Regions from separate parts of the Homo sapiens genome. Here region 2 is linked to region 1. The links are chromatin contacts, found by Hi-C or POLR2A ChIA-PET in ENCODE. All regions are on one chromosome and are shown on one strand. Each heading gives the region's core, a stretch centred on a gene start or an enhancer-like site at or near the end of the contact. The rest is flanking DNA. Distances are from core to core; before and after follow the strand shown. Region 1 holds the start of ARL1 (ARF like GTPase 1). Region 2 holds the start of PARPBP (PARP1 binding protein).

The links. A loop is a pair of places that touch in the nucleus more often than their neighbours do. ChIA-PET counts read pairs that join two places held with the same protein, here RNA polymerase II (POLR2A). Pooled maps may share reads with other maps.
Region 2: a loop to region 1 is called in a pooled map, with 12 times the contacts of the local background. The contact joins the promoter of PARPBP here to the promoter of ARL1 in region 1. A Hi-C loop is called at or near these places in 3 of 37 single-sample maps with no recorded cell type and 14 of 50 pooled maps. POLR2A ChIA-PET finds 5 or more read pairs at or near these places in 1 of 52 experiments (T-cell).

What each region holds. Positions count from the first base shown.
Region 1 is chr12:101,404,671-101,409,650 of GRCh38, reverse strand. ARL1 (ARF like GTPase 1) reads left to right here and starts at 1,879. Exons shown (of 6, transcript NM_001177.6): 1 at 1,879-2,009; 2 at 3,670-3,807. The coding sequence starts at 2,006. RefSeq lists enhancers at 2,217-2,266, 2,347-2,396.
Region 2 is chr12:102,118,640-102,123,355 of GRCh38, reverse strand. PARPBP (PARP1 binding protein) reads right to left here and starts at 3,173. Exons shown (of 11, transcript NM_017915.5): 1 at 3,070-3,173. NUP37 (nucleoporin 37) reads left to right here and starts at 3,242. Exons shown (of 10, transcript NM_024057.4): 1 at 3,242-3,306. RefSeq lists enhancers at 1,770-2,327, 3,372-3,441.

The DNA of each region.
Region 1 (4,980 bases), core at 630-3,129:
TGAACTGATGGATAAAGAAAACGTGAAATGTAAAAATGTGGTATATGTATGTATATTTATATATATAATGAATACTATGCAGCCTTTAAAAAGAAGAAAATCCTGTCATTTGTGACAACATGGGTGAATTTATGCTAAGGGAAATAAGCTAGGCACAGAAACACAAATACTTCATGATCCCACTTATATGTAGAGTCAAAAAAAGTGGAACTCATAGAATGAGAGCAGAATAATGGCGGGATCTTGGCTCACTGCAACCTCTGCCTCCCAGGCTCAAGTGATCCTCCCATCTCAGCCTCTCAAGTAGCTGGGACTACAAGTGCCACTGTGCCTGGCTAATTTTTTTATTTTTTTGTAGAGATGGGGTCTCACTATGTTGCCTAGGCTGGACTCCAACTCCTGGGCTCAAGGGATCTGCCCGCCTCGGCCTCCCAAAGAGCTGGGATTACAGGCCTGAGCCACGACACCTGGCCGACCTTAAATATTCTTAGCACAAAATAAACATATACACACAAGCACACACGACTATGTGAGGTGATGGGTATGTTATCATTTCACAACATATACAACTATGAAAACATCACATGGTACACTGTAAATATATACAATTTTTATTTAAAGCTAGAAAAATTCTTTTAAAATAAACTAAAAAGGCAGTCCATAAGCTTCTGTTGAATGGATGAAAATCTCTACCATAAATAAAAACATAATATGCAAAGGTATTAATAAGATTTGGAAGAAAACCTAAGAGAGTATTAACAGTAGTGACTACTGGGGATCACCGAGATACAGGGTATTAGGGATGGAAGGTTTACTTTTCTCTTTTTTTTTTTGAGACGGAGTGTCGCTCTGTCGCCCAGGCTGGAGTGCAGTGGCACGATCTCGACTCACTGCAACTTCTGCCTCCTGAGTTCAAGTGATTCTCCTGCCTCAGCCTCCTGAGTAGCTGGGACTACAGGCGCCCGCCACCACGCCTGGTGAATTTTCTGTATTTTTAGTAGAGACGGGGTTTCACCGTGTTAGCCACGATGGTCTCGATCTCCTGACCTCGTGATCCGCCCGCCTCGGCCTCCCAAAGTGCTGGGATTACAGGCGTGAGCCACCGCGCCCGGCCGGAAGGTTCACTTTTCAATGGATCTTTGGGAAGTTTCAAAACATACATGCTCAACCTTTAAAAATTTCTCTAGGGGAAATCCCTTCTCCACATCCTATAGGTGTGCTTCCTTCTTCCTCTCCACACACTTCACTATCAAAACCTACATTACTTCCAACAGTCGACCCTCGAGGGAATAAGTCCCTGGTCCCCACGATCGGGACCAGCCAGTCCACACTGCCGACCCCTGAAAGGCGGTCTCAGCTGCTCGGTCAGCGAGAAAAAAAGCCGGCGAGGTCCTCGTCCTGCAGGCCACAGCGAAGACAAAAACCTCTGGTTACTGGCCTCAGGTGCAAGGCTGCTCCGCATTGGCAGCGCGGTACCATTCCTATTATTATTACGTAGTCTTGTTTCTTTCTGGGAGAAAGCACCTAGGGAGAGTTGGGCTGGCCCCGCAGGGCGCTCCGGGACACGCGTCCTCTGCAACGCCGCAGCCTGCGCCAGCGTTCGACCGGGACGACTCATCGAGGCCCGACTCGCATTTTCAGTTGTCAGATTCGCCACTTTTTGGTGTCAGAATTTAAAACAAAAATTCCAATTTCTCTATTTCAGAAGCTCTTTCTGTCCAGAAAAACACAAGCAGGAGAGACTTCAGGTTTTTGAATTATTCGTCTCTTCTGGCCTCCACGGTATCTACATCCAGTGAGCGGGGACCGTGAGTCGAAAGCGACGACGCGGATGCTCAGGCCACCGTTCCCGGCGCGCAGTCGCAGCTGACCCTCGCTCCCGCCCCCGCCTGGAGTCCGACGTGGAAGTTGCTGGCTGACTGGGCTTGCGAGGAAACCGCCTCGGAGCTGCAGCCGAAGGCCAAGGAATCACTGAAGATCGGCGAGGGAGGACAGGGGGTTCATCATGGGTGAGGGGTTCGAGAAGGGCACCTGGGCGCGCTCGAGGGAGCCGCGGCCGAGGGCTGGGGTGCAGAGGAGGAGAGGGGCCGGCCAGGATACCCTAGAGTAGCCAGCTCCTCAGGGGGCGGGTCGCGGAGGACTTGACTCACTTTGGATCTTCATCTGTAGGGGTGGATCCGGCCTCTCGCGTTCTCCTCCGTCCTCTCTCGGTTCCCCTTGATTCCTGCGGGGTCCAGGGACCCGGACAGCTTGGGGACGTCCGCAGAGCCTGGGTTCGAGTTCTTTACCCTTATCATGAAGTTTTCCCTCATCCCCAGCTCCACTTGCTGGGCAGAGTTGTTCTTGCGGAGGCTGGCAACGCGTCAGTCGCAGGTTCGCCGAGGTTTCTTGGTGAAAGATGAGCTGCGGCCCCAGAGTGGAAGCTTAATCATTCTCTTTACCAGGGGCGCTGGGACGGCGTCAGTTTGAAAAACCTGAGAGCAGGTGTTGCTTATGTTGTTTTATGGCCAGTTTGGCATTTGTCTGCTAATCTGCTGTAGCGTTTCATGTAATAATACGGGTATTTCTAGTCGGCAAATGAAACTTTATTCTTGGTTCTTGGCCCGCTGATTGAGGGAACTGCATTCTCACAAGCATCAGGTAACACCCTCGCCCCGCTAGAACCCAAGTGAGGGTGCACATTCTTTAACTCGTTTCTCACCCTCCAAATGAAGGTGCAGATTCTTTGGCTTGGTTAAATCCCTCCACAGTTTTCTGGGGAGCATACTTCTTGCTCCCAAGCATCACAGGCGCTGTCCTGTCTTCCATAACCGCCTTCAGTTTTGTTCCGCCTCTCTTCTACCTGTAAATGGTAGAAAGGACTTTGTCAAGTCACACCTATTCTGTTGAACTTTCCCAAGGTTCTCTAGCCCATGGTGTTGTTCATTTTTCAACTCGCAGCTCTTAGTTATGCCATGTCTTTGCCAAATAACAGTGTGGCATCACTTCTGATGTTAACTATTTTTTTTTGTATTAATGTAACTTGTTTTTAATCTTCTCTAATGGCTCTGGATGGGAAAAGGACTGTGCTTTTTATCCTACACAATACTTGGTGTACAGGAAGCTTTCTGGGAATATTTTGTGATGCATTGGATAGAGCTTTATTATTTTTAAAAGTGGGTTTTTTGTCAAAAATAGTTATTGTTTTCAGCTTTTTTCTCAATTTCTTGTACTAGCTATATTGCTTCGTGGAGAACTCTGATTGAAGTTGGTTATAGTGGTACTGCTGCTGTACAGTACTTTTCCTGTGCGAGGATTACATTGTCCCACTATCCTCCTTACTGGCCCCTTGGTTTTTAGGGGTAGTGAGGGGATCATGCTAAAATATTCCTATTCTGCTGATTAGAAAATGAGATTCCCAAAGGCCGCGGCCATATTTCTCTTATTATTTGGTTTATCTTCTGTGCCTGCATGACACAATAGTAACATAACTAAGGACATAGTAACATAACTAATTACTTGTTTGATATTGAATAATATATTTCATTGGGAGGAAAAATATGCACCTACGCATCCAGGAAATTATAATATTTAATTTGGTATTTAGCTCTCAAAGGACAAGGTTAGATGTTTTGTATACCTAGTTCACAAAATGACATTGTGTATGTTTTTTCTTTTATTATTTTTTAGGTGGCTTTTTCTCAAGTATATTTTCCAGTCTGTTTGGAACTCGGGAAATGAGAATTTTAATTTTGGGATTAGATGGAGCAGGAAAAACCACAATTTTGTACAGATTACAAGTGGGAGAAGTTGTTACTACTATACCTAGTAAGTGTTGGTATGATGAGCTAATTGTAGGGACTTTCTGGTCTCCATCCAACATAACTATTTCTTTCTTTCTTTTTTGTTTGTTTTAGTAGAGATCAGGTATCATCACTATGTTGTCCAAGCTGGTCTTAGACTCTTGGCCTCAAGTGATCCTCCTGCCTTGGCCTCCCAAAGTGCTGGGATTACAGGCATGAGCCACTATGCCAGGCCTATTTCTGAATAAATTAATTCATATAATAAAGTATTTGATAAAGTTTGTAAACTGCTAGTATGAACATAACATTGATAACACTTTTTCCATCAACTAAGAGGCAGCTTAGTGTAATTTAAGGACCCTTGTTCTGGTTTACGGCCGGGTTGGGCTGTTTATAGGTTTAAGTTACTAAATCTTACTGAGAGCCAGTATCTTTACTAATAAAATACATAAGATAACAAATACCCACTGGTTTTCAGGGGGAAATAAACAAAGTAGGTAAAAGTACCTTTTAAATCTGTGTAAAGAATTATATAAATGTTAAGTGATGTTACATGTGAAGTGCCTTTTTTTCCTGTATTTGTTACTATTTTAATTAAGATTAGTTTATCTTAGGTAATTATATTGATTACTTTTAAAGATCTGAGTTGCAGAGACTGAGTGTTGAAGTAATTTGGTACCTTAAAAATATCAAGAGAAGGCCGGGCACAGGAGCTCACGCCTGTAATGGCAGCACTTTGGGAGGCCAAGGCGGGTGGATCACCTGAGGTCGGGAGTTGGAGACCAGCCCAACCAACATGGAGAAACCCCATCTCTACTAAAAATACAAAATTAGCCAGGCGTGGTGGTGCATGCCTGTAATCCCAACTACTCGGAAGGCTGAGGCAGGAGAATCGCTTGAACCTGGGAGGCAGAGGTTGTGGCAGGCCAAGATTGCACCATTGCACTCCAGCCTGGGCAACAAGAGCAAAACTAGGTCTCAAAATATATATGTGTATATGTATATATTTATTAAGAGAAGAAATACCTCAATTTTAATCAATTATTACTGTCTTACAAAAATATTCTCCAACAGTCTTACTGACTATATGAGAATACTGTTGTTATTTATACTTTTTTCATTTGTTGCCTTGAATTTACTTAGAGAAGAGTAGTACATTTAAATTAAAGAGTTCATACAGTTTGCTCAAGATTTTTTA
Region 2 (4,716 bases), core at 1,924-4,423, 710 kb before region 1:
GGCCTTAAGTGGTGTGTGCAGAAGTACTAATACAATAGGCCTGAATGCTCTCCTTTGAAGCTGGAGTCCAGTTTGGGAGCTTAGATTTCAGGAGTGTTTCCAGTAAGAGTGGTTCACTGTGCTAAACTGTTCATACAAACAATATAGTTTATGCTAAACACTTGCGAGTCTGGAATTTTGGTACATGTCAGACAGTGGATGCCTTTGCATTTAGCCCCCAATAAAAACCCTGGGCATTAAGTCTCTAATAAGCTTCCCTGGTAGACATTTCACATGTGTTGTCACCACCTATTACAACAGGAGGAATTGTGTCCTGTATGACCACTAGAGTATCACCAAGCAGTGTCCCACCCAAACTGCTGATCCACAGAATCAGAAGGAAATGGTTATTTTAAAACCTTAACTTTTGAAATGGTTTGTTACACCGTACTACATAACCAATAAAATAACTAATATTTAGGAGCTAACTTGGTGGAGATACTTTTCAAAAGCTTAATATTGATTACCTCACTCGACTGTCATAAGTGTCCAATAAGACAGGTCTGTTATTATCCTTATTTTACCTAATAACCTCCACGTCACTCAGCTTGTAAGTGGACAAACAGCATAAACTTAATATGTCTAACTCTATAAGCTGTGTTCTTAAAGCATCATGTTAAGTAACTTCTCCTGATGCACACAAAAGCCTTTCAAAATAATTTGAGGTAGTGCCAATGTTTCATATACCCAAGACTATATAAGGCATCCAATTCCTTTCTCTGAGTTTACAGACATGCCTGCTAAAAGTTTTTTTCCTACTTTAAGTACTCAAGTCTCAACATACTCACATGCCCATCATCTTATTTTGGGTATTTTCCTGTACTTATTCCATTTCCTGACTCCTTCTGCTATCCTTTTCTTCTATTTTTATGTGGCATAAACAGAATCCTAGATGTTTACTTTGGTTTGTATAATCAAGAGCAAAGATACATGCCACTTGCAATATAATTAAATTATAGACACAATCTATGATGCAACTTAAAGATACAGGTAGAAGATTAGAGATTAATTATTTACATAAATGCAAATCCTAGTAAATAGCTAAGAATTGTATTTCTCTTCAAAAAATCACCCTCATCTCTTGAAAGAAAAAAGAAAGTGAAGAACTGTCAGCTTCAGTGACATGGTCACTTTGCCTGAAATACATTTTTAGGAGTAAATTACTTACTGGTATTATTTAAAGGTAGTATTATGAGATTTGATTGCTATGAATGAAGACTCACTTGGGAATTAGGCCATTCTGAAATGTGGCTCCACCACTTACTGGCTGCGAGATCTTGGCCAAGTTACATCACCTTTCCCTGCCTCAGCTTCCTCATAATGAAAATGAAAACCCTATCCCATAGGGTTTTATGACAAGTCAACGACATAAACACAAGTAAAGCTTTTAGAACAGTGCCTGGCATGTATAAAAGCACATTAGCTATTATCATGCATTATGAGTTTCTAAGTTGTTTTGAGTTAAAAGTAAAAGAGCATTGCCTGGGCATGGTGGTTCACACTTGTAATCCCAGCACTTTGGGAAGCCGAGGCTCACCTAAGGTTAGGAGTTCGAGACCAACCTGGCCAACATGGTGAAACCCTGTCTACTAAAAATTAGCTGGGTGTGGTGGTGTGTGCCTCTAACCCCAGCTACTTGGGAGGCTGAGACAGGAGAATCGCTTGAACCAGGGAGGCGGAAGTTGCAGTGAGCCAAGATAGCACTACTGCACTCCAGCCTAGGTGACAGAGTGAGACTCTGTCTTAAAAAAAAAAAAAAAAAAAAAAAAAAGAGCATTACTATGGTGACAGAAAACCAAGAGTCTCATTCAGGGATCAGCTAATTTTTTCTAAAGGAACAAACAGTAAATATTTGAGGCATGCACAACTACTCACTTTGACCTTCTAGTGTGAAAATAGCCATGGACATACATAAACAAACAAATGAGTATAGCTGTGCTCCAATAAAACTTTTTTTATGGACACTGAAATTTGAATTTCATGTAATTTTTACACATCACAAAACATTATTCTTTTCATTTTTTCCCCCAACCATATAAACACGTAACACTCCTTCTTAGCTCAGGAGCTGGCTGCACAAAAACAGGCAGCACAGCCAGTTTGCCAACCCCTGGTCTAGTCCCAGCTCTTCCTGTAGCTAGCTGGCTGTGGGAGCCTATGCCATAAGCCTTACACGTGGTTCCTAGGTGGAGGCATCATCACACAGAAATACTTGCCTTCCAGTCCCTTGTGAGAAGTCAATGAGACAATAAATATGCAAGCACTCTGAATGGCAGGCTGCACTATACAAAAAAACAGTAGCCAAAGGCAGCAGCGATAACACTTGTTTTTAAAAAATTGGATTCCAAGTTGCTCTAGAGCAAAAACTGTGAGACAGAAAATTGTCACTGGGCAGGCAGTGTGAAATGGTTGAAAGAACTACACTTCCGAGTCAGATATCACTTCCAGGCTCCCCCTTTATGACCTGTAGTCCTTCGGTATTTAAAATCTCTAATGAGCATAAGTTTCTTCACCTGCAAAACCAGGAAGGGAATTCCTACCTCACAGAATGAGACGTTAGTGAAACAAGTACATAACCCACCTAGTGCCAGGCATTTAGTAGGTGCTCAATTTAAAAATTGCACTCAACATCATTATCAGTGTTCGAGTGCAAGTCCCAAAGGTTCCTTGGGAGGCTGTAACTAATCAGGAGTAGGAGAAAGTTGAGGAATTGGAGTCCGTGTACATAGTGGGACTAGAACCCAGGTTTCCTGCCTAACTAATGGAAGTTAAGCAGGCCTCTACGGGCCTGTCTTCCAAGCTGCAGACGAACCCTCAGGACCTACCAGCTCCATCGCTAGATACTGTGAACTCCGCCTACAGCCCCCAGGCCCAACCAGGCTCGAGCGTCAAGTCACTGCACCATAATACTTCGGTCCCACGGCACTTTGCTACGACCGAGGTATTACAGTGCAAAACACCCTCAAAAGCCACAGCCTGAATCACCACTTAAAAATGCGACAGGGCAGGTAGGGCAGACGCGAGACTTACGTGATTAGGGGTAGACCCGAAGACGTACTCTTCAGTGTGCGGAAGGATCCCCAACGGGATGCCCTCCCGCGGCCGCCGCAGTCGCCGCTGTCGCCGCTGAATACAGTTCAAACCTCGCGGGAGGCCCCGGGAGCCAATCGCTGCGCTCGCCCTCCGACCCGGAAGCAGAGCCACAGCGCGTCGCGGCAGCCCCCAAGGAAGACCAGCCTGCCTCTGGTCGGTTCCTGGCGCTCTGCGGTGCGTATCGAGCTGGGAGCCCGAGAGGCCGGGATGCTTTTCTGCCGGCCGCCCAGCCTTGCCACTCTATTCCCAGGAGTTCTTCCTTCCCACTTCGGGCCCCGGGAGGTGGGAGCGGGGTCTTGAGGAACTCGCCTGGCCCGGGGAGAGGTGTCGGCGCTCATTGCAGAGACTTATCTTGTTCCCTCCCTTCTTCTCTGCCGTTGTAGTTTTACAGGGGCAAGTCCTGTCCAACGTGTACGGTGAGGCCCCGGCCACTGCTTTAATGAGCAGTAGGTGTAGGGACGGAACAATTTCGTGACCTCGAATCTCTTGCACTTCTATACCTCTCTGTCTCCGTGTCCATAACACTTGCTGGTCACCCTTCAAAAGTCTCCAGTCCCTGATGTCCATTCCTAAAGTTACTAGTTTATAAGCGTCTCGAGGTGGGACTCATTCTCAGTACATACTCTTAAGGTGCTTGATATGTTTGTTACTGAGTCCAGCTGTTTTCAGGACAACCCTTGTGTCGAATTTTTTAAAAAACCAAAAACTCTAAAACCCATAATTCTCATGTGGGAATGCTACTTCCAGAATGCACACTAGTCCCTGACAGGTTAAGGTCTTCTGCCTAGTTTTAAGAATATTATTATTTTAATTTTTAAGTTCCGGGATACGTGTGCGGGACGTGCAGGTTTATTACAAAGGTAAAACGTGTGCTATGGTGGTTTGCACACCCATCACCTAGGTATTAAGCTCCACATGCATTAGCTATTTATCCTGATGCTCTCCCTCCGCCCAACCCCCTGAACATTATTTTTATATCACACATTTTGGTACTCCTTAACAACAGATCCTGTATTTTCTATCTGTTTATATTATAGCCCTTTTCACGTTGAGTCATAACTATCCCTAAACTGTGGTCTCCTTCAAGCCAGGAGGCTGTTTTTTTCTTCATTAGCGCTGGTTCTCCACACACAATGAAGTCTTCCAAATCCTGGCCCTGCTTATGAGCTTGGCAAGTTAGTTAACCTACTGAAGCCTCAGTTTCTCCATCTACAAAATGGAGACCAGAGGTAGTACCTGCCTTTAGATTTGTACAGATACCAGATGTGATCATGTCAGTAAAATGCTTAATATGGTACCTACAAATAGTGGTTCATAAAAGTTATTAATTTTTATTAACATTTGCTGTTAAAATGATTCCATCTTCAGATGAAATACTATTTGTTTTAGATAATCTAAACAGAACTTTGCAGTGTTATTGTCTGCTAGAATCACAGATATGGGAAAGAGCTGTGGAGCAAATGTGGAACCATTAATAACTAGATTTAATATTTTTCCTGCAGTTTCTGTCCCTTGATAAGTACTTTAAATGTTTCTTTTGAGCTTTCTGTCTCATTGTAACACCACAACCTTATTTTGATGCAT